3 separate regions of the Homo sapiens genome follow, and all the other regions are linked to region 1. Evidence: chromatin loops called from intact Hi-C (ENCODE). Cell type or tissue: ascending aorta. All regions are shown on one strand.

The links. Hi-C counts contacts between places; a loop is a spot of excess contacts. Peaks named below come from ENCODE experiments on the same cell type or tissue, not always from the same donor. Only the 100,000 strongest peaks of a DNase experiment are listed, where the experiment ranks them.
Region 2: a loop joins it to region 1, with 5 times the contacts of the local background. A loop is called at or near these places in 94 of 110 quality-filtered maps.
Region 3: it touches region 1 in a loop (4-fold over the local background); 24 of 110 quality-filtered maps call a loop at or near these places.

What each region holds. Positions count from the first base shown.
Region 1 is chr15:74,370,763-74,378,762 of GRCh38, reverse strand. It overlaps LOC124903524 (a long non-coding RNA gene), which reads right to left. Exons shown (of 2, transcript XR_007064709.1): 2 at 7,551-8,000. Among named protein-coding and RNA genes, the nearest start is that of LINC02255, 4.3 kb to the left of the region's middle. RefSeq lists enhancers at 1-284, 3,172-3,221, 3,549-4,096, 4,578-4,627 and silencers at 4,228-4,287, 4,888-4,937. In ascending aorta, CTCF peaks have their summits at 3,362 (motif pointing left) and 4,940 (motif pointing left); DNase peaks (open chromatin) are centred at 3,362, 4,302, 4,612, 4,942 and 1 weaker place; H3K4me3 peaks cover 1,213 bases; H3K27ac peaks cover 512 bases.
Region 2 is chr15:74,631,367-74,639,366 of GRCh38, reverse strand. EDC3 (enhancer of mRNA decapping 3) reads left to right here. Exons shown (of 7, transcript NM_025083.5): 6 at 3,741-3,958; 7 at 6,421-8,000. The coding sequence ends at 6,755. Among named protein-coding and RNA genes, the nearest start is that of CLK3, 20 kb to the right of the region's middle. RefSeq lists enhancers at 7,067-7,216, 7,277-7,336. In ascending aorta, CTCF peaks have their summits at 4,031 (motif pointing left) and 7,223 (motif pointing right); DNase peaks (open chromatin) are centred at 4,024 and 7,230.
Region 3 is chr15:74,947,361-74,955,360 of GRCh38, reverse strand. RPP25 (ribonuclease P/MRP subunit p25) reads left to right here. Exons shown (of 1, transcript NM_017793.3): 1 at 1-943. Among named protein-coding and RNA genes, the nearest start is that of RPP25, 5.4 kb to the left of the region's middle. RefSeq lists enhancers at 1-773, 4,625-4,674. In ascending aorta, a CTCF peak has its summit at 4,785 (motif pointing right); a DNase peak (open chromatin) is centred at 4,790; H3K4me3 peaks cover 63 bases.

The DNA.
Region 1 (8,000 bases):
TCCCCCTGTAATCCCAGCTACTTAGGAGGCTGAGGTAGGAGAATCGCTTGAACCCAGGAGGTGGAGGTTGCAGTGAGCCAAGATCAAGTCACTGCACTCCAGCCTGGGCGATAAGAACGAAACTCTGTCTCAAAAAAAAAAAAAAAAAAAAGGCTGTAATTATAGTTACTTTCTGAAGCCAAACCAGAATTTCCAGGATCACCTGGGGGAACCGGGTGAAGGGGAGAGGAGGAGGGAGGGGAAGATCTGGTTGTGAAGTGTCAGTTGTGGGCCAGACTTCCTCCATGAGCTATATACATGTTCACAAGGCCCCTCTGCAGACTTCTTGGGGGTCTAGATCACCAGCGGGCCTGGAACCCATCTGGTTCGGACCCCAATTTGACAGAGGCGAGAAGCCTAGAGAATGGAGTGGACTTGGTCCAAGTGACAGAGGCATCAGCAGCAGAACCTGGGCTGGAACCCAGCCATCCCATCAGCCAGACTGAGACACACATTTTTAGTTTTTGGACCACGCCAAACACTTTGTTTTCTCCTGGTCTTTCCCCAGTGTCCTCTCTAGCCTGGCACTCTCTCCTTACCCTTTTCTGGGATATATTTACCCTCCCCTTTGTTCTCTATAATGCTGCCTCCTCCAAGAAGCCTTCCCTGAACCCCTGCACAGAGTGTCTCCTCTGGTTCTCCGTGGCCCCCATGCATCCCTCTGTCCCCCCACAGACCGGCCCACCCTGGGTAGACCTGTCGCCTTCAGAGAGCAGGGACCACACTCAATTCCCAGTGATGGGCCTGCAGCCAGCTGGTACCGGCTCATAGGTGCTGGTGGCCACATTTTCAGAATTTTGCGAACGAGTTGTTAAGCACAGTCATTGTCGGTACTTAAATTATATAACCTTAAATACATTTTGTTAAAAAAGGAAATACCCACTAGCAACTCATCATTTCCTAATTATTTTACTATATGTTACCATTATTCATGCTCGTAAGGTAATTTGTGTCTATTGCACCTGGTGGTGCACACACTTTGTGATGTTGTGAACCAGCTCCACGCTCAGTGACAAAATACTGCTGGCTTTATATCTGCCAGGGTAGGAATATTTGCACCACAGAAATAGGCAAAGACTACAAATCAGGGCCCCTCACCCCAGTCCAGAGACCTGGTTGTTAAACACTGTTCAGCTCACCCCTGAATTTGCCTCTGACTTTCTGGCCCTGACAGCAGGCTTCGCACCTGGCAGATTTGGCAGGTGCTCAGTGAGGAAGGGCCACCGCGCAGGAGGAGAGAGGATGCAGGCTTAACCATGGGAGGAGGGACTGCCTGCTTCTGCCCCCAGTGCTGGCTCTGGCCTCTGCCCCATTTTCTGACCCCTACCCAGGGCTCTCACAGGGGTGTAGGTAAGCCCTGTGGCAGGGGCCTGCATCTTGGATTTGGGCGAAGCCTCTTTCCCAGGCCAGGGCTGAGGGGCCCCAGAGAGTCAGGCAGGTGTAGGTGGCCTTGGCAGGGCTCACAGAGAGCTGGGCCTGGAGGGGTTCCTGGCTCTTCCTCTTCCAAATTGTACATGGCAGTGTGCCACCTTCCTGCACCCCTCCCAGCCTGGCCACAGCAGGTGGAGTGGGTGGAAAGGCCGTGGGGCTGGGAGGCTTCAGAGAGGCATTTAGTGGGTTTTGGCATTTTGCAATGCACAGGTCAGATTTTGGGCTAAGGGTGTTTGCAGGGATGTGTTGGAGTTAAAGGTCACAACACACCTATAAAAACTGGAAATGGTCAATTATTGTCAGTGTCAAGAAGAAAAATTGCCCCTTTGTTGCCCTTTCACTACAGCAGAGTGCTACTTCAAACAAACCAATACGCAAATGCCAGCCCACAGGTGTGTTCTGGGAGGGATCTATCTAAGAATGATCTGGCCCTAAGTATCAATAGTGCTGAGGCTGAGAAACCCTGCCCCAGAAAGATGTTCTCACACACACCCAATTTTAGGGGACCCTTCAGTCCCGAGTAAAGAACCCCTGGTCTCTGCAACCTTAGTTTACAGAAGAGAAACTAACCAAGAGCTGAGGTGGGGGTGGTAAAGAGTGTGCTCAAGATCACCCAGCAAGTCCCCCTTGTGCACTCAGCAAGGTGCCTGCCCACAGTAGCGGCTCAGTAAATGTTAAATTGGGAAGAAAATCAGGAAAGGATTAGGCTCTGGCCTGAAACTCTTCTCAAGGTTGCCCTGGAAAGGATCCCACCAGCATCCCCTTGATCCTTGTTGGACTCCAGCTTCTTGGCAGCAGTTGCTGCTGCTGATTGGCATCTTCTTGACTGACATGAGGAGGCCCGATCCTGGCTGATGGTGGAGGCAGGCAAGGCTGCCTATAAGGTAAGGAAGAGAGTGGGTCAAGGTCAATTTCACACATCTAAGCCAGAGGGGACACAGTGGTTACAAGGGTTCACCATGGTGGCAGGCACCCAGGGTATTGGAGAGCTGGGCCACCCATGGTGATGGGTGGGCTAGGACAGGTTCCTGCAAGGTGTGTGGGGTTTATGTGCAGGTTGAGCTCAGATTTTCTGACCCTACCTGCCTGATGACCCAAGGTCCTTAATTAGCTAGATGCTCCTGTCTGGTGCCTGCTTCTGGAACTGGCCTTAAAGAGCCCACAAGGGTAATATCTGTGGGGGCCTCAGCTGCCACCTCTGCTCGCCATCCTTCCCTCCCTCTTCAACGGAAGCAAAATTGCATAGGTTTATGAATGTCAGATTTATAGCTCTACTTCAGGGTTCATATCCCAGATTTGCTTCTTATTGGCTGTGTGACCTTAGGCAAGTTATTCAACTTGTTTTTTTCCTCAGCTGTAGAATGGGGTTAACACAATTGTATCCACCTTGATAGGGTTAATGGCAGGATCAAATTAATTTTTTTTTGAGACCAAGTTTCACTCTTGTTGCCCAAGCTGGAGTGTAGTGGTGCGATCTCGGATCACTGCCACCCTCCTGGGTTCAAGCGATTCTCCTGCCTCAGTCTCCCAAGTAGCTGGGGTTACAGGCATGCACCACTATGGCCGGCTAATTTTGTATTTTTAATAGAGTCAGGGTTTCACCATGTTGGCCAGGCTAGTCTTGAACTGCTGACCTCAGGTGATCCACCCACCTCGGCCTCCCAAAGTGTTGGGATTACAGGCATGAGCCACCACGTCCGGCCCAAATTACTTAATTTTTTTTTTTAACAGATCAGTCAGAGGGATGGCTGGCCTAGAGTAACCAGTCAACAAATAGGAACTAATACCAGTACGGTTTTTATTGGGTTCCTCACACCCTCCACGGATGGTGAGAACTAACTTAAGTCTCCTTTTCTCTCGAGCATCTCCATCTTTCTGCTGCCCTCTAGTGGAGCCCGGCTGTATGTCCTGAGAGGACACGAGATGAACTTGGTTGTGTCCGGAGAGGTAATTTCTTGCTTCAGATTTCAAAGAAAGTGTGCCATTTAAGGAAACCTGGTGATTGGTTCTTGTACAGAGTCAAACAACTAGTTTCTCCCCCATCCTCCCAAGCGGAATGCACCTGTGGTTGGCATTTGTGTGCTGGTTTGTTGGAAGCAGCACTTTACTACAGTGAAAGGGCAACAAGGGCAATTTTTCTTCTTGACATTGATGATAATTGGCCATTTTCACTTTTTACAGGTGCAGTAACCCCAACATATTTCTGTAAACTTCCTTACCTGAGCTTTTATAGCAACCAGGTGGGGCCACATGTTGTCCCAGCCTGGTCCCCTGCTCCCATGGACCTTGCGAGAAGCGAAAGGACAACCACAGAGGGTGGGGGTTCTGTGCTGGGCACTGGGTGTGCAAAGCTGTATGTGATGTAACCGTGGACCTTGGAGAGAGGTTTCTTTAAGGGAAAGATGAGGATGGAGCGGGGCAGGGGGCAGGATAGGAAGGAGCCTGGATACCTACCTGGTCTGGCTGCTGGGAGGTCAGTGAGAGCGAGGGGAGGGGCAGGCCAGAGTACTGGATTGGAATAGTCCCCGGGCCCCCTGCTGGGGAAACTGAGTTCTGGGAGGGACAAAGCTGTGCCGCACACCTGGCTACCTGAGGGACCCTGGAGCTTGGTCTGTCGCAGCACACCTGTGTCTGCGGGCAACACGGCCGATGGCCACTCCAGATGCTCGATCAATTCTGCAGCTTAGGCCAGTCTCAGAAGGCTCCGCAACACCTGCGCCAGGTCTCTGCGCCTTCCCCACGCGTTCACGCTCCAGGTCCTCACGCCTCTCAGCCCTGGCCTTGGTCCCGCCCCCTCATGGCCAGCCAATCCGAGAACCCCAGCAACCCCCTCGTCCAATGCGGCGCCTCCGGGTCCGCGCCCGCCCCGCCCCCTCCACCGCAGCCTCTGTAGGTGGATGCTTTCCGCTGCTCCGGCCGCCGGCGCCCGAAGCCAGCATCCCAGCTGCGGCCCCCACCAGGAGGTGCTGGAGGGGACTGCGGCTCGTGCCCCGGAGCCAGTCCTAGGCTCCGGAGCCAAGCGTGTCTCCCGGCCTCGTTCCCAGGATCTCCCTTCTGGAAGCCGCACCTTCTTCTCGTGCGCCCTCCCCACGGGCAGGGGATACATCCCGGAAGCGGTGCAGGGGAAGGCTCTGTGGACAGGGGCGCGGGCTCTGGCTTCAGCCCTGTTCTGGCTCTCCTGGATCCTCCCCTCAGGCCCTCAGCCTCCTTATCTGACAAACGGGGATTTGCGGCTGCCGGGGTTGGCTCTGGGACCATTTAGCCTACAGTGCGAGTTCGGACGGAACGGACCATGTAAACCAAATAAGTCCACTGTGGGCTGTGGCTGGCTCTCCCACTCCTTTCCTGGCCCCCCGGTAGGGCCCAGACTCAGCCCGGGGCCCCCAGTCCCCTGCCTCGCGAGCCCACCTCCTTCCTGCACGCGGGCGGCTGGGTGTCCGAGCCCGGCGCTGTTGCTGTGGGCTTTGGCTCCACCTAGTGGCACAAGGTTTGATCTGAGAGGCGCCGGCTGAGGCTCTGGAGTGAAGGAAGCGGTATCTGAATGGCTGAGAGAGAGACTGGAGCAAGGACAAAGTGGCATTTCTCTGCCTCAGCTTCTGCCGCAGACCTGGCTGAGGGTGGCCTCAGTCCACTCCGCCCTCTGGTTCCGAGGGGAGGCTGGGGTACTGTGCACTTGCCTGTGCTACTGTGTTAGCTTTTTCATGTTCTCCTTGTGGGGTGCTGTCCTTGTGCCACGTGGAAGCCTCTCATAGCCCGCTGGCCCCATGCACACCTGCCTGGAACACTGAGGCTATAGTCGTCGAATAAGTGTGGGCCACCGCTCTGTGGCCGACTATGTAAACCAGGCAGGTGGCCCTTCCCCTCCTGCCCCCACTACCTACTGTCCCCAGGAGGGAAGAGGTGCCCATGCCAACCTCCGTGGCTCACTGGTCTTGAATCTTAGTGCCCTTAGCAGCCCCAGCCACTGGTTGCAGTAAGAAGCTTCTTGCTTACATGACATGGCATGGCATGGCTTCTGTGCCCTTGTCTGACTGGCCCCATCCTCTTCCTCCTCTGGAACTGGACTCTGTCTCCATGGTCCAGCCACGATGGGTGTTTTTCCTTATGTGCCTGTGTAAAGGGGTGCGAGGTGTGTCAGGGGGAGGACAGGGAAGAGCTGTTGGCCTGGTTACTTATGTACTGCCCGCTAGAGAAGCCCGCAGCGGGGGCCTCCCAAGGGCCCATGTGAATATTTCACAGCTGAAGAAAAAATGATTGGCTCTCAAATAAGAACACTGCAAAATGGAAATCAATAAATTCTTAATCAAGTGTCCAACTGTAACATTATATCAACCTCATTAACTGTTAAATTTAGTATTCATAAAAATTTCATTACATCTGAAAGAATGTGTGGGCTAGGTTTTTCTCATTTCACAAGAATTCCCAATTGTAATTTAAATCAGTCACTCCTAGCCAAATGGTTTCAAGAGCAAAATTATAAATATCCTTTCAAAAACTTTACAGCAAATTTTTAATATTTTAACATGTTTGCACTGAGGAAGTGAAGTGAAGCTGTAAAAATAAAAATGAAGCTGAACGCGGTGGCACGCGCCTGTATTCCCAGCTACTCAGGAGGCCGAGCCAGGAGAATTGCTTGAGCCCAGGAGTTCAAAGCCAGCCTGGGCAATGTATAGAGGGGGACAAGGAGCCACAGTGTGCACCCAGGCAGGGAGTGCCTGGGTACTCATTCACCCTTCAAGTTGGGGTGTGGGGGTTCCTCTGGACTTACAGGAGTGATGAGGATTTAGAGGAGCAGGGAGAGGCTGCCCTGGGTAGCTAAGATTAGGGCTCAGGTTCCAGTTCACCATGTGGAGTTAAGTTCTCATAGGAGGGCTGCAATGGGTGGGCCCCTAGGAACAGCCCTCAGAGATGCCCTTTGCAGAGGCTCCCAACCTGGCAACACTCCTTTGCCGGGGGCTCTGGGCCTTTGACTTCTGGGTCCAGTCTTCTCCCCTCCTTTACCCCAATTACTCCTGCCCCTAAAGCTATGTCAACTCTGTCCCGTATTTCCCTTCATTTCACTCTTGTTGGACAGAAGGAATAGCCCAGGATCCATAAAAAGAAACAGTCCCCAAAGCAGGGACCCCTTTCCTCCAGGACACAGAACATTCAGTCTTCATAATCCCTGACTACATAAGCCCTGGCCCGGGCAGGAACAATGTGTTTCATTCCTTCCTTGGGAATGTCTCTTTACCATATGGCCACATGACCCCTCCCAAGGCCAAACAAACAAACAAACAGGAAAAACCCCAAACAGCAAAAGGAATCTATTTAATAATAGTTTTAACAGCCACATCTGATACTTAAGCTGAGAAATGCCATAACCTTGAGTCCCATCTCTAGGGCTGATTTCTCTCCAAACATCTTAGGTCCTTGCCTCTCCCTCCTCCCTTTAAACTGTTAGAGTGGGGTGACACCGAAACAGATGAAATGCCCTCAGAGAAAGAAATAGGGTGGAGTCGGGGGGACCATCTGACTTAGTGAAATACCCTGAGCTGTGCATGTGAAAACAAACAGGGAAAGAATCACCTAATTTTCATGTATGGTGTCCATACCCTAAGCTGAGCAAGAGGGTGATGTTTAAGGCAATGATATTAGGTGGGCTACTTTGAGAACCTCTGAATCTTTTAAGTGCTTTTTTTTATCTTGCAACAGCTCTGAGAGGCAGGTCTGATTATCTCCATTTTAAATATGAAAAAATTAAGTCTCAAGTAGCTCAAGTGTCTTGCCCTATGCCACGCGACCACTCAGTGGTTGAACTAGGATTTGAACCTGAGTCCATGTGGCTCCAAAACCGTTGCTTGTTTCATGATACAAAACTGTATTATTATGTCTATGGTCTGGCCAGCACCTCTGCTAGCGGATGTATTGCCATCCAGAGCAAAACGACATTGTCCAGCCTCCCTGTACCTACCTCCCTGTACCTAGGTACAGTCATGTGGTTACTGAATGGAAGGTCTTGACTGAGTTGTCCAGGTTCTTGGCATGTTAAAGAATTGAACAAAACGCACAAAGCAACAAAAGACAAAGCAACGAAAGAATGGAGTAATGAAGGCACAGATTTATTGAAGATGTGCAAGTACAATTCACAGAGCAAGAGTGGGCTTGAGCAAGTGGCTCAGGAGCCCCTTCAATTAGAGATTTTATTAAGCTAAAGAACATGAACACCCCCGGTGCCCTCCAGAGGCCTCCAATCAGTTACATCCAATGAAGGATTGATCCGTGACCAATTAGAGGCTTAAGTGGCGACTTGGCCTGTGGTTATCACAGAAGTGAAGATGTGGCCTGTATGTTGCCTAATCCTGCCTAGAATTGGCTGTACCTGCTGTGCCTTTTGCTTATGTGAACTGGCTGCACCTGCTCTTCTTTTGTTCCTACCTTAATCCTTGGTTGCCCTAATTCCCTATTCTCCTGCCTCAATGTGGTTAAGTTCCCACCAATCAGATATGGTTGGACTCGTGTGGGACTTTGAGGAAGGGGCTTAAATGAAG
Region 2 (8,000 bases), 260 kb before region 1:
TGGCACATGGTTGTTGGCAATCCGTAAGTCACTATGTGGCTGGAAAGTAGGGCCTCAGTACAGCTGAGTGGTAGGGAGCTGCTGAAGACATTTCAGTAGAGCTATGACATAGTTAGTCTTGTGTTTTAAAAAGATGATTTTTAGCTACAATGAGGACAGTCAATTCAATGGAGGCAAGACTGAAGGCAGTGAGATCAGGTAGAAAACTGCAAAACTTAGAAAACTGAGCCAGGGCCCAAGTGATGGTGGCCCAACTAGGGAAGCAGGGATCAGAAAAGTGGACAAACCAGGTTTGGTGAGGCATGCCTATAATCCCAGTTACTCCAGAGGCTGCAGTGGGAGGACTGCTTGAGCCCAGGAGTTCGAGGCCAGCCTGGGCAACGTAGTGAGACTTTGTCTGTCTCTTTTTTTTTTTTTTGTCTCTTAGAAAGAGAAGTGGACAGATGGGTGTTGTTGTTGTTGTTGTTGTTGTTGTTGTTTTTAAGGTAAATTCAGCAGGGCAAGGTAATTGAATGGATTTTAGAGGTAATGGAAAGTATAATGTCAGAAATCAGTGAACTTCAAGTTTTCTAGCCTGGACATCTGATTGGATGGTGGTTACATTCACTGTGATAGGAAACATGGGAAGAAGAGCAGGTTTGGGAGAGATGGTGGGTTTTGTTTTGGATGTGTTGAGTTTGGAATACCTGTGAGATATCCAAATAGTCTCTTAGCTATAAGGATCTGAAACTTAGGCCAGGCGCAGTGACTCACACCTGTAATCCCTATACTTCGGGAGGCCAAGGCGGGCAGATCACTTGAGGTCAGGAGGTCAAAACCAGCCTGGCCAACATGGCGAAACCCTGTCTCTACTAAAAATATAAAAATTAGCCAGGCATGGTGGCAGGTGCCTGTAGTCCCAGCTACTCAGGAGGCTGAGGCAAGAGAAATGCTTGAATCTGGGAGGAGGAGGTTGCAGTGAGCTGAGATCACACCACTGCACTCCAGCCTGGGCAACAAGAGCAAGACTCCATCTCAAAAAAAAAAAAAAAAAAAAAAAAGATCTGAAGTTCAGAAAAGGGTCTTAGCTGATGCTAGAGATTTAGGAGTTGTCAGCTTGTAGATGGTGTAAGAGTAGATGAGATCATATAAGGAGAAGGTGTGAACAGAAAGGGCCTAGGGTGGGATTCTGGGGAACGTCGGCATGTAAGGCACAGTTAGAAGGATGAAGAAGAAGGCAGGAGAGGTAAGAAACCAAGAGGGTAGCGTGTAAGAACCAAGGAAATAGTCTTTGAAGAAAAAAGGAACGGCCGGCAATGGTAGTGCTGAGAGATCAATCAAAATTAGAGTTGACAAGTGCCTGTTGGATTTTTCGGTAAAGAGGAGGATGTAGGCAACCTTGTGGGAGAGTGGTGTCTGGAGTGGGGAGGCCACTTCCAAAGAGCAGGGCAGATCTGGGTTCACTGGGGCAAGGAAAGCCTCCTTTCCCTGAGCAGCACTCACAGATCCAAAGCCTCACATGATAGGATGTTGCTTCCCACAGGGCCCCTTCCCTATTTGCAAAATGGAACCTGGTCCTTGGCTTGTGCTTCCAGCCATGGTGTTTGGGAGTGCTTGCCAGAAAACTGATATTGCAGATAAATCCTGTAGCTCCTCACTCCAGCCTATTTTCATTCTCTGGGCCTGATAATGTGTTTGGATGGAAGGCATCTCCTGATTCTGAAGTGATCTTAATTCAAGCAGGCTTACTCCAAGCCAGATGTAAGATTTCCACCTCCCTCATCCTATTTGAGTTGGGGGTTGGAGTGTTAGTTTTTCCTTTTTCTTTGATTTAGGCCTGCTTCCTAGCTGTTAGATCCTTGGGCTCTCCTGTGCCAGGGAAGAGCCAGGGAAATGCCTACAGGAGGGGGTAGTGTGAGGTGCCCTCTGAAAGAGCATCAGGCCCGTGTGTCTGGTGTCTCCTGCACCTCCTCCCAGAGCCACTGTTGGGGGCACTTTGAGACCATTAAGTGGCTTCCCAGAAACATTAGTTTTGGAGCAGGAGCTGAATGTCCTTACCAAATCACACTCCTCTCTAGCCAGCTTCTTGGGGCTGGCTGTCCTTGTGCCAGTCTTTTCTCTTAGTGTCTGAACTATCCAAAGGTCCATCTCCTGTCCTTTGTAGCAGTTGCTGATGTTGAGAAATCAGACCCGTGGTTAGTAATCTTGAAGTTTAATGTATGTCAGGTGCCATGCAGTGTTCCACAGTGCTTTCACAACATAATTTAATGTGGTCCTCATAACTTCACCTCAAAGCTAAATAATAGCCCTGTGTTTTTGGATAAGCACACTGTGGCTCAGAGAGCTGAGGGACTTGCCCACATGATACTGCTGGTACACAGTCCAGCCAGGCCTCTAATCCACATAGGTCCATTTCCAGTGCCCATATACTCTACACCTTGCCGCTGGGTGTGTGAATGCCATGCTCTGCTTCTTTTGATTGGGGGTGGGAGAGGTTCTCCCTGAGAGGAAGAACCCTTTTAGAGAACAAAGTGAGTCAGATTCCACAACTCTGCAGCATCCTCTGAAGGGAGCAATTCTCATCATATTTCCTCTAAATGCAGAAATGGGAAGGCGAATGGTTTGGTGTCTGGAATATAGAGTAGATTGTTAAATTCTCCAAAATGTGTTTGGGAATGGGGGCAGTTATGAAGCTCCTCTTAGCTTGACAACATCTTGTCATCTTCCTCCCTTTGGGAAACCGGTAAGTGACTATCATTGCTCTGCCACTAGGCAGGGACCTATGGCCTTGCCGTCCATCTCCTCCCTACATTGCTGCCCCGTGAGCCAACTGTGCTGCCTATGAGTTGGGCACAGCTCTGGGGCTAATCCTCTTTATCTCCTTATTTGTGGCTTCTCTGAGTCTAGAGGAGTCTCAGCTTTGAATAGCAGAAAACTGGAAGTGACAACTTCATCCAAGGCAGCTGCTAGCCTAGGAGGCCAGGTAACCCTTGGCCTGCTGCCTCCGCCATGGTCAGCACTGACTGAGTACCTTACCTTCTTTGTGTTAGGCACTGCTAAGTGCTGGGCATCCGATAATCTGCACAGCATCCTATGAAATAGATACTGTTAATGCCTGCAGCATTGCTTTCATTAACTTCAGTAAGCTACTAAGCTCAGTAAAGAGAACCATTGGCAACTGACTGAGGAGAATGGAGAGCTATGGTACTTGCTGTGAGCTTATTAGGAGTTGAGGAGAGGTAAAGGCATGAGCCAGAGTAATCCCAGCAGAGGTAAGTCTTGAACTGGATCTCCAAGAAAAGGCGGTTCAGAGTTTGGAAAGTGAAAGGCTTTCTGGGCAGGGGATGTAGTTTGAGCATAAGCAGGAAAGAGCCTTACAAGTGCAGGAGAGGATGAGACCAGCCCTGCTGGAGTGAAGCAGACACGTTGGGGAAGAAGAGCAGACAAGGCTGCAGAGGAACTATTAAGTGTTCATGGGTCAGCAAAGCGGTGTTGTGGCAACAGTGTTGTGTGGAGCAAGATCTGGGTGAACCACTTAGTGGGAGGACCCAGCAATGATGTGAGGTTGGGGTTTGGGACAACAGGAGTGCCACCCTATAGACCTGGCCTGCAGTGGATTTTGTCCCCCTCTGGAGCCTGGGACTTGGTGAGCAGTGGGTAAGAGATCTGAGACCAATAGGTGCTACAGGCAATTGTCTGGTATAGGGTGCAAGGGATTGGCAAGTATGTAGCTGATACTGCTTCTTCACCTTCTTTTCCAGGTTGAATCCCAAAAATGTTCACCAGAGGCCTACAGTGGCTCTACTGTGTGGACCTCATGTGAAGGGGGCTCAGGGTATCAGCTGTGGAAGGCACCTAGCCAACCATGATGTCCAGGTCATCCTTTTCCTGCCCAATTTTGTCAAGATGTTGGAATCTATCACCAATGAGCTGTCGCTCTTCAGCAAGACCCAAGGCCAACAAGTGTCTAGCCTCAAAGGTGAGCACTTAGGCAGGGCTGGGCTGAAGGCCTCCTCCCTCCTTAGCAGTTTGATGGTCTCGTCATGCCACCCAGTGGCGACAGGTGGAAAGGCACTACGTGTGTAAGGATGGTGCTTCGCCTCTAAGGAGTCTTAGAACAGTAATATACTACTTCCCATCCCCTTATGCTTCTCCCTCTCCAACTACTCACATGAAGAGCTGGGGACCCATTGGTCCATTCCACAAATATTCGTTGAACAGGCACTCTTCCTGATGCTAGGGATATGGCAACAGATTTTTTTAAATCCATTCTTCTGTGGAGCTTATATTCTGGTTAGGAGGAACAAAAAGACATGTAACATACTTGTGTAGTTGTAGTAAGTGATGTGGATAAAAACAAAGCAGGGAAAGGAGGCATGTTGGAGGACTGGGTGGAGAGTAGGAGACTTGGACATTTCAGGGTCAGGTCATGATGGGCCTTGGGGATGACCACAAGGATTTGGGCTTTTACTCTGGTGAGATGGGCAGTCATTGAAGGAATAAGTAGAGAAATGATATAATCAAATTTAGGTTCCAGATGATCATTCTGGGTGCTGTTTGAGAGTAGACTACACAGAGGAGTACAGAGAAGTGTCAAGATGCTGTTGTGATCATGGGAGAGAGAGATTATGGTGGCTAAGACAAGAGTGGTAGTGCCAGAGGTGGTGAAGGTAGTTAGTTTCTAAATCAGTTTTGGAGATAGAATCCACAGACTGGATGTATGGGGGGTGGGAGAAAGAGAAGAGTTGGCAATGGCTCCAAAGTTTTTGGCCTCAGTAACTGAGGTGCGATCACTGAGATGGGAAAACTTGATAGAGAAGGTTTGGGGAGGAACAGCAGAAGCTCAGCTTGAGACACCTATTGGATATGCAGGTGGAAATGTTGATAGGGAACGAGTTATATGAATCTGAAGTGAAAGGATTCAGCCTAGAGTTACAAGCCATAGGGAATATTTAAGCCATGAGGAGCCTGGATATGCTGTCACATAGGAAGAGAGTAGATACAGAAGTTGGAAAACTGAGCTCTTTATTTAGAAGTCAGGGAGTAAAGAGCCTAACCAAGGAGATGGGACAGGAATGGTCAGTGAGGGAGGAAGAAAACCAGGAGAGTATGGTAGCTGAAAGCCAAGTGAAGAAAGGAGCATGTGGTCAGTGTGTCAGCAAGCCCCGTTCTAGGTTAAGGTCAAAGGAAGACAGAATCGACCACTGGATTTAGCATCTCTGTGGAGGCTCCTGGTGAGCTTGATGAGTGGTCTTAAGTGGAGTGGTAGGGACAGAGTCTGACTGGAATGGGTTTAAATGAGAACAGCAGGGAGAAGAATTGGAGAGAGCAAATATGGCCCAGAGAAGGGACTCCACCAGAGGTCACATAGTGAGTCAAGGGCAAAGCCTGGACCAGAAACTTCACCTGCTAAGTCTCGGGCCAGGCTCCTGTGGGCACACAGAAGATAGGATGCCACTCTCACTCTTGAGAGCCTCATCACCCACAGGGACTCCCCCCGGTGGCACATTCTAAGCAAGGAAGTTGTGAGTCTCTAGCTGAGAAATGCTAATACTCTAGGCTGAGAGCTGGGAAGGGGGCCTGGTGTGGGTTCCCCTTGTAATTTTTAACATGATGCCCCCTTCCAGGCAGTTCTTCCTCTTGCTGCCCAAAAGTTTTCCTATCCCAGCTGCTCCAGGACACAAGTCTCAACGACCATTAAGTTTGGTCTGATTTATGCTATTCTCAGTTTAACTTCTTAGGCCAGTACAGGATCTACATACTTGTTGAGACATCCTTTTCTAATACTGTCCCAGAAGCCTGGTTAGAGCAGAGGAGCCTGGGAGAATAGTAATAGGTTCCCTCTTAATTCTTAATTAAGGTTGGGCTGAGTGGAGGACCCATTCCTGTGAGATAATGAGTACGAGAGGGGACAGGCTTGCTAGAGTAGAATGAGTAGGCCAGCTGGAATAGAATAAGCATGCTCTCACCTGCTCACCCTTCTTGGGTCAGCAGATAGCAGTCAGCTCCTGTTTTTGCTGGACCTGAGTGGGGTTTCCCTGTGATGGCCACCTTGACAGTGGACTCTGCCTTCCCAGAGGTCATAAGGTGCCCAGGGCATTAGTTGGATATACAGAGGCATGCCTGAGAAGGCAGAGGAGGTGAGGGCTTTGTGCCCTGAGAAGCTCTGCACACTCAGGACGACAATGGTTCATCCTGAGAACTCCAGGAGGGCAGTGGTCTGCTGGGCTGACATGCACTTGGTCTCTAGCACTCAGCCCAGCCAGCTTGCAACTCCTAGGGCCTGTGCCCTGGCCCAGCTTTAAGAAGGCCAGCCTTTGGAGAGGCATTCGAGTGGTGTCTGGAAAACAAAGACACCCTTGGGGTGACCTGGGCCCTAGTCCCAGCCTGGGCTGCTCTCTGCTCATAGGGACTTTCAGATGGCACTCTTTCCACCTGCAGATCTGCCCACTAGCCCTGTGGACCTGGTCATCAACTGCCTGGATTGCCCTGAGAACGTCTTCCTGCGCGATCAACCCTGGTACAAGGCAGCTGTGGCCTGGGCCAACCAGAACCGGGCACCAGTACTCAGCATAGACCCTCCTGTGCATGAAGTCGAACAGGGCATTGATGCCAAATGGTCACTGGCACTGGGCCTGCCTCTGCCACTGGGGGAGCACGCAGGCCGTATCTATTTGTGCGACATTGGCATTCCCCAGCAGGTCTTCCAGGAGGTGGGCATCAACTACCACTCGCCCTTTGGCTGCAAGTTTGTTATCCCACTGCACTCTGCTTAGAGGGTTCCTGCGCAGGCAGGACTCTGCTGTCCCCTGCTGCTCCTGATAACAAACGCCTTAAGGATATGAAGCTTCATGGACCTTGTTAAAGTTTTTTCTCTTTTGGGTTTGTTTCTTCTGTGAGAGAACAGAACTTACTTAAAACTGACCTGTCACTTGCTCTTAGCCAGGGAAGTCTTTCCCACTGGGTTCCGGGCTGGGTGGCAGGCTGAGCGTGCAGCAACTCCAGGCATCTCTACCCTCAGCCCCCTGCACGGCCAGGTGGGCCTTTGTTTACAGCCGTAGGCAGCTCTCAAGACTGTGTTTCAGGTTTACAGCCACTGGGCCTGGGCACACACATTGAAGAGTGGGCCAGGTCCTGTCTGGGGGCCTGTACCTGCTCTATTTCAGAGCTTGTGGCTTTGTGTCTCCCCTGCTTTCCCCACGCAGACAGCCCTTCCTCTGTAGAACCAGCTGCACGGCAGCTGTCCACCAGAGGGCAGACCTGCACTCTCCATTCATGTCCAGGGCTGTGACAGACCAGGCCTTCCCCTAGCCCCACAAGTTGATTTGGGGGGTTTTGACCCTTACTCCTGAGCTGATCCAAGTTTTATGCTGATTTTTCCAAGGATCTCTCCCTCCTTTTCCCTCCATCACTCAGAGGTAGGGAAGGGGGCGGCATTAGGATGGTGTTACTGTATTGGGATTTTATGTTGTTCTGTCGTCTTCAGCACAGGTAGTATAAGGTTATATTACTGTAGAACCACAGTGCCCATCTTGCCAGCAGTGCCCGCCCCCACCCTCAAAGCTGAGCAGGTTGAGCCTTTGCCTAGTCTGGGGCCAGACCCCTCAGATGGGGATATCCCTGGGGGAGCCTGGTGCTGAACCAGAAGAGGCTTCCTGGTGCTTCTGTCCTAGGCCACCACTCCTCCAGCCCTTTGCCCGCACATACATGCCCCACCTACTCTTTCATCCCCTCTGCCCTTCCCCTGAAACGGTCCTTTGCAGCTGTCATCCCAGAGCAGGCAGATGGGCTCCCGTGCTTGAGCTCCACCCCAGCTCTTACATCATCTGGGCTTTGAACCTTTTACATTTGTCCAGTCTAGATGAGTAGGCTTGGGGCCAGCACCCTGTCTCAAAGATGGCAAAATGAGGCTAGTTCTGGATGAGCTAGCTGGTGTGGGTTCCAACCATAGGAACACACTGATGCTCAAATCCTAAGGTGCCAAGCTCTAGGCCCTGGAGGCTGGTAGAACAGGATCTATG
Region 3 (8,000 bases), 580 kb before region 1:
TCCCCTGAGCCCTGCAGCTGGCTGGAGTCTTGCTTCCAATAAAACAAGCACAAAAATGGCTGTGTCCCCCATTTTTTTTCTAACCACCCGCCTGTGCAGAGACAGCTCTCGCCTGGCCCCTTGTGTCTCCCCTCCCCTCCAGCCTTGCGTCCTGAGTCTTTGGAGTCTTCAGGGTCAGGCACAGAGACTGAACAGCTTCAAAATGGTGCAAGGCACTGCCCAGTCCCTGGCTTCTTCCTCTCTCCTCCCCCACTCCGCCCTCCCGGGCTGGCCCTGGCCTCAGAGGCTGTTGCAAATGGGGGCCCGTGTACCCCTGTACATCGCCACTAAGGGAAAGGGAGCGGCACATTGTTTTTCTGGGAGGGGAAGGAAGGAGTGGAAGGACAGCATCGATGAACTCTCCTGGAGGTCACTGCAAAGGGTGGCAGACCCTGCTGAGGTCCCTGAATCTGCAGCCTCCAGACAATAAACTGAACCTTACCCAGAAGGCTGGCACAAAGCCCCCAGCTCTGTGGGTAGGATCTCCCCTTCACTGCCCTCTCTCTGAGAAAGGACAGCACACCCTTGGGAAAGGGGGAGGAGAGAGACTGAGCACAAATCCACTGCTGGAAATTACTATTCAGCAGAGAAGCTGGGTCTTGGGCTGTGAATCACTGCAGGCCTCCTGATAAGCTGCTGCCTCCAGCCCTGCACAGCTGTCTGTTGAGAGATAACAGCCTCATAAGCTTCTCTGCCCAACTCCAAGCCAGCTGGGGGGTGGGGGTGCTGCTGTGTGCTGGAAGAGCTCTGGTGAGTTGGGGGTGGCATACAGCCCCAGGATCTCAGAAGCAGATCTCATCCCATGCAACTCAGCAGCACCCCTGGAAAGGGGGAGATGCGGAAGAATGTATTTATAAGTCATTTTGCTGGCAGAACCCTGAAATAAATCCTGCTGGTGACAAGAGATACGTTCTGTGGCTGACTGGAGGGGCTCTTAGGGAGGTTTCCCTCCCCTGCAGTATCTCTGCTTGAGCTTTGGAGTGAGCTTTGTCATCCAGACTTTGTCCCTCGTTGCTCTCCCCAAATTCCTGCTCTTGATGAGTCCCTGGAGAGGGCCAAGGGGTTTGGGTTTGCTTGTCTGACCCTCTCAGGGGTGGCCCAAGAAGCATGGAAAGAATGTAAACTGTCCTGACAAGATGGCCTAGCTTCTCCTGGACTTCAGCATCTAAAGGCAGTGATAAAACTTGGACAAGGTCCTGCATGGTAGAAGCTTAAGGGAGACTGGTCTTGGTTCTGAAAAGGGTCCAACTTTCCAAGACAACAAGTGACTGATAGCCGGGTTACCAGGACTATGAAAGCAGGGCCTGAGGCCGGGCATGGTGGTTCATGCCTGTAATCCTGTAATCCCAGCACTTTGGGGGGCCAAGGCGGGCAAATCACGAGGTCAGGAGCTTGAGACCAGCCTGGCCAACATGGTGAAACCCCGTCTCCACTAAAAATACAAAAATTAGTCAGGCATGGTGGCGGGCGCCTGTAATCCCAGCTACTCAGGAGGCTGAGGCAGGAGAATCGCTTGAACCTGGGAGGCGGAGGTTGCAGTGAGCCGAGATTGCATCACTGCACTCCAGCCTGGGCGACAGTGTGAGACTCCGTCTCGAAAAAAAAAAAAAGAAAGCAGGGTCTGCTAGTCTTGTCACGGAGATAAGGCTGCAATGGATTTTTTTTTATTATTTTTTTTGAAACGGAGTATCTCTCTGTCGCCCGGGCTGGAGTGCTGTGGTGCGATCTCGGCTCACTGCAACCTCTGCCTCCTGGGTTCAAGCGATTCTCCTGCCTCAGCCTCCTGAGTAGCTGGGATTACAGGCGTGTATCCCCACACTCGGCTAGTTTTTGTATTTTTAGTAGAGAAGGGGTCTCACCATGTTGGCCAGGCTGGTCTCAAACACCTGATCTCAGGTGATCCACCCGCCTCGGCCTCCCACAGTGCTGGGATTACAGGCATGAGCCACCACACCCGGCCTCTCTTTTTTATTTTTTTTATTTTAATTATTATTATTATTATTTTGAGAAGGAGTCTTGCTCTGTCACTAGGCTGGAGTGCAGTGGTGCAATCTCAGCTCACTGCAACCTCCACCTCCTGGGTTTAAGCGATTCTTCTGCCTCAGCCTCCCAAGTAGCTGGGATTACAGGCATGTGCCACCACGCCCAGCTAATTTTTGTATTTTTAGTAGAGACGGCATTTCACCATGTTGGCCAGGATGGTCTCAATCTCTTGACCTTGTGATCCACCTGCCTTGGCTTCCCAAAGTGCTGGGATTAGAGGTGTGAGCCACCACGATTTTATATATATATATATTTTTTCGCCCGGCTGTAGTGCAATGGCACAATCTCAGCTCACCGCAACCTCTGCCTCCCAGGTTCAAGTGATTCTCCTGCCTCAGCCTCCGGAGTAGCTGGGATTATAGGTGTGCACTACCACGCCCGGCTAATTTTTTTATTATTAGTAGAGATGGGGTTTCACCATGTTGGCCAGGCTGGTCTCAAACTCCTGACCTCAGGTGATCCACCCGCCTCAGCCTCCTGGAGTGCTGGGATTACAGGCATGAGTCACTGCTCCCGGACTCTTTTTATTTTTTTATTTTATTTTTTATTTTGAGACGGAGTCTCACTCTGTTGCCCAGGCTGGAGTGCAGTGGCACAGTCTTGGCTCACTGCCGCCTCCGCCTCCCAGGTTCAAGCAATCCTCCAGCCTTAGCCTCCTGAGTAGCTGGGATTACAGTCGTGGGCAACCATGAGCAGCTAATTTTTGTATTTTTATTAGAAACGGGGTTTCACCGTGTTAGCCAGGCTGGTCTTGAACTCCTGACCTCAACTGATCCACCCGCCTCGGCCTCCCAAAGTGCTGGGATTATAGGGGTGAGCCACTGCCCCCGGCCTGCAGTGGATTTCTCTTGATGGGTCAGAAAAGTTCCCTTCCAGCCCAGAAACCTATCCTGGGGGGTAGAGAAGAGAGGAACATGTTTATCCAGCATCAGAGCATTAACCTTCCCCCAAGCAGGTCATGAAACACTTTCTTTTCTGCACTCCCGCCCCACCCCGGCAAGTTTGGTTCCCAGGCTTTCAGTAGGTGTGCTGACTCACCAATGGAACCCAGCACGCATGAGCACTCCATCTCTGCCCTACTGATTTCTGGCCCCACTGACCTAGGAGCAGGCTCCAAAAGAAGGTGACAGATGTTCCTCTACCCGCTCCCCACCACCAAGGCTGAAGTGGGAACCTCAGAAGTCCTGGGATAAAGGGAGGGGTGGCTAGGGGAGCACCTCAGAGACAAGGCCCATTTCAGGAGCCGACTAGTGGCAGAGTGGGAGAGTCCCTCTTGTGAAACCCCATTTTTCCAATAGTGGTCTCTACCCAGGAGCTTCCTGGACCCAGCCTGGTGCTTGCCTTGGCCCCGCCTTGGGATACTTCCAGACTAGGAGCGGCAGTGAAGTCTCACACCTAGAAAACTTAGGTCACAAAAACAAAATCCATTTGGAAACATAAAAGTATATAATGCAAGGCCCAGAGCTCATGGTCGAATGAGTGATGGACTTCCACCTGAGCCTTCATTCATTCAACAAGTGTTCACTGTTGTACCGGGACCCAGTCTAGAAATGGGCTGGGGCTGGGTATAGAATCACAGCATAATCAGACACTGTACCTCAAAGAGGGCCGAGTCTTGGCCAGGTGTGGTGACTCACGCCTGTAATCCCAGCACTTTGGGAGGCAGAGACGGGGGGGGGGGGGTCACCTGAGGTCAGGAGCTTGAGACCAGCCTGACCAATATGATGAATACAAAATTAGCCGGGCATGGTGGCGGGCGCCTGTGATCCCACCTACTTGGGAGGCTGAGGCAGGAGAATCGCTTGAACCCAGGAGGTGGAGGTTGCAGTGAGCTGAGATGTGCCATCGCACTCCAGCCTGGGCCCATCTAGCACAGTGTGATGATAGAAGATGGGAGCTCTGAGAAGGGGAACTTACCTTGCCCAGAGGTGCTGATGGAGCTGGTTCTCCAAGGATCAGGAGTTAGCCAGCTGACCAAGACTGGACAGGGAGCTCCAGGCAGAGCATAGAGAGCGGGTGTGTATGATGCTGAGGCTGCCACAGGTGTCTGATGGATAGAGGAGATGGCAGAGGGTAACGTGTAGAGATGCAGGTGAACTAGAGTGCTAGGTGGGAGCCAGGTCACAGGGAAGTGAGGGAGCCGGTGGGAGCCAGGTCACAGGGAAGTGAGGGAGCCACTGGGAGCCAGGGAGTGCTCTGAGCCCAGATCTGACTGGTGTTTGAGAAGGATCCCTCTGACACCTGTGTAAGTGGGAGTGGATTGGAAGGGGGTCTGATTAGACCCTAGAGACAATGCAGGGATAAGAGATGAGACATCGGCAATGCGGAGGGAGATGGGAGCAGATGTGAGAGCTACCCAGGCTAGGTAGGATTTCACTGCTATTACAGCCAGGAAATGGGAGGGTTCTCCTTGAGCATTAACCCTGCCTGGCCAGGACTTGGTCTGCCTTTCTGGCACCCCAGGGGACGTGCTATGTCAGGACCAAACAATGGAGTGATTATTTTTTGTGGGAGGTGGGAGTACCCAGCTTCAAATTGGTAAATCTTTAAGAGCTGTTGTCCATTGCCATGAATCTGCCAGAGTGTATTCACTTCACTGTTAGGTGCATACCTGGGCCAGACACACACACTGCCTACCCCCACCACCCCTTGCCCTTCATCTCCCAAGCTGATTAGTTCAGTTTTGGTCATTGCTATGCCCACACTGACCACTAGGTGATGCTCTCGTCCCTCTATTTCACTGAGATGTTGAAACACTCGCAGGTCTCCAAGAGAATGGTAGTTAGAAAGGCAAAGGAAAGGAAGGAAGGGAAGGAGAATGAAAGAGGAGGAAAATGCAGCCACAGGAGGGTCTCCTCAAAGGCATCAAGTTTCTTCCTTTCAGAGCACAGATACTGGTTTATAAGTGTGTCCTCATTAGTCTTATCTTTTGGCTATTGGTCACCCTACTAACCCATGAGCCCGTGATTGACTGGATCCTGCCTGCCTTGCTCCTTGCCCAGCTCCTGGCACATGAGAAGCTCTTAGAGAGTTGTTGATTGAATGGACTTGCCGCTGGCCAGGCACAGTGGGTCATGCCTGTAATCTCAGCATTTTGGGAGGCCAAGGTAGGAGCGCTGATCACTTGAGCCCAGGAGTTCCGAGTCTAGCCCTGGCAACATAGTGAGATACCATCTCTACAAAAAAAAAAAAAAAAAAAAAAAAAAAAAATTAAATAGTTGGATGTGGTGGTGTGTGCCTGCAGTTCAGTTACTCAGGAGACTGAGGTGGGAGGATTGCTTGAGTCTGGGAGGTCCAGTCTGCAGTGAGCCATGATCACTCCACTCTTTCAAACCAACAAAAGACTTTCTGAGCCAGGTTTCTGAACTGTTCTGATGTCACATTACAATTCTTAACCATCCAACCAATGGCCAAAGCTGCCCCTATCTCTTCCACAGCTTCTCATCCCATCTGAGCCCTTGGGTACCCCTGCCTTTGGAGAAGCTAGGGTCACCATGGCAATTGGGTTTGTATATTCAGCTTGAGGATTCCAGTGTTGTTTCTGACACCTGAATATTATAGGTGCTATGAATTGAATTTCGTGCCCCCCCACCAAGACATGTTGAAGTCCTAATCCCTGATACCTTATTTGGAAACTCTGGCTTGGCATGGTGGCTCATGCCTGTAATCAATCCCAGCACTTTGGAAGGCCGAGGCAGGTGGATCACCTGAGGTCAGGAGTTTGAGACCAGCCTGGCCAACATTGTGAAACCCCATCTCTTCAAAAATACAAAAATTGGCCAGGCGTGGTAACTTATGCCTGTAATCCCAGCTATTCAAGAGGCTAAGGCAGGAGAATGACTTGAACCCAGGAGGTGGAAGTTGCAGTGAGCCACCAGATTGTGCTACTGCACTCCAGCCTGGGTGACAGTGAGACTCTGTCTCGAAAAAAAAAAAGGAAAAAAGGCTGGGCACGGTGGCTCACGCCTGTAATCCTAGCACTTTGGGAGGCCGAGGCGGGTGGATCACCTGAGGCTGGGAGTTCGAGACCCGCCTAACCAACATGGAGAAACCCTGTCTCTACTAAAAATACAAAATTAGCCGGGCATGGTGGTGCATGCCTGTAATTCCAGCTACTCGGGAAGCTGAGGCAGGAGAATCCCTTGAACCTGGGAGGTGGAGGTTGCAGTGAGCCAAGGTCAAGCCATTGCACTCCAGCCTGGGGAACAAGAGCGAAATTCTGTCTCAAAAAAAGAAAAAGAAAAGAGATTCAGCAGATTTAATAAAGATCTAAATTAAGAAATTAGGATGAGGTCATATTAAGTAAAATGGGCCCTTAATCCAATACAATTTAATTCAATGAGGAATCCTTATAAAATAGAGAAGAGACAGAGATTGATTACACAGAGGGAAGAATACCATGTGAATATGGAGGCAGAGGTTGGATTTATACACCTGCAAGCCAAGGAAGGTTGCAAATGACAGAAGCTAAGAGAAAGGCATGGAACAGATACTTCCCTAGAGTCTTCAGAGAGCATGGCCCTGCCCCACTTGATCTCAGACTTCTAATCTCCAGAACTGTTAGACAATAATTTTTTTTCTCTATGCTTTTTTCTTTTCTTTTTCTGCGATGGAGTTTCGCTTTTGTTGCCCAGGCTGGAGTAAAATGGCGCGATCTTGGTTCACTGCAACCTCCACTCCCAGGTTCAGGTGATTCTCCTGCCTCAGCCTCCTGAGTAGCTGGGATTACAGGCACCTGCCACCACGCCCAGCTAATTTTTGTATTTGTAGTAGAGATGGGGTTTCACCATGTTGGCCAGGCTGGTCTCGAACTCCTGACCTCAGGTGATCTGCCCACCTCGGCCTCCCAAAGTTCTGGGATTACAGGTGTGAGCCACCGCGCCCGGCCTCCTCTGGGTTTTAAGCCACCCAGCCTGTAGTACTTCATTATGGCAGCTAGGACTCTAATCCAACAAGTGTTCTCACAGCCTTCAGTGGGAATAGGGAAGAGGAATGTGGGTTGTTTGCCAAGGCCCCTGTTACCAGAATTTCCAGCCCTGCGTGGTGGGAAGGTCTCTACTTTGCAGCCTTGTGCCAACAAACGTTATGTCTGATGTTGTATGGAAGAGATCATAGGCTTTGGAGGAAGTCAGTATGATTGAGGCTTTGGGCAAGTTAATTCTTCTCTGAGCCTCAGTTTTCTTGTTTGCAAAATAAACCAGATTGCTGTGGAGAAAAGGGAGATAATACTACCGGAACTCTCAACCTTGGCTCATTGTCAGGATCGCTTTGGACAGTTATTAAAAATACAGATTACTATCACTTCTCCACCTTTTGGCTAAAATCAAGTGTAAAAATACGGATTACTGGCCGAGCTTGGTGGCTCATGCCTGTAATCCCAGCACTTTGGAAGGCCAAGGTGGGCGGATCACTTGAGGTCAGGAGTTCAACCTGGCCAACATGGTGAAAACCCATCATTACTAAAAATACAAAAATTAGCTGGGACTTGGTGGCGTGGGCCTGTAATCCCAGCTACTCAGGAGGCTGAGGTGGGAGGATTGCTTGAACCCAGGAGGTGGAGGGTGCAGTAGGCTGAGATCGCACCACTGCACTCCAGCCTGGGCAACAGAGTGAGACTCCATGTTAAAAAAAAAAAAACAAAACAAAACAGATTACGGATTTCAAAAATTAACTGGGCATAGTGGTATGCACCTGTAGTCTCAGCTACTGGGAAGGCTGAGACAGGAGGACTCCTTGAGCCCAGGGGTTAAAGGCTGCAGTGAGCCATGTTCACACTACTGCACTCCAGTCTAGGTGACAGAACAAGACCGTGTCAAAAAAAAAAAAAAAGCCAGCACAATGGCTCACGCCTGTAATCCCAATACTTTGGGAGGCCGAGGTAGGCAGATCACCTGAAGCTAGGAGTTTGAGAGCAGCCT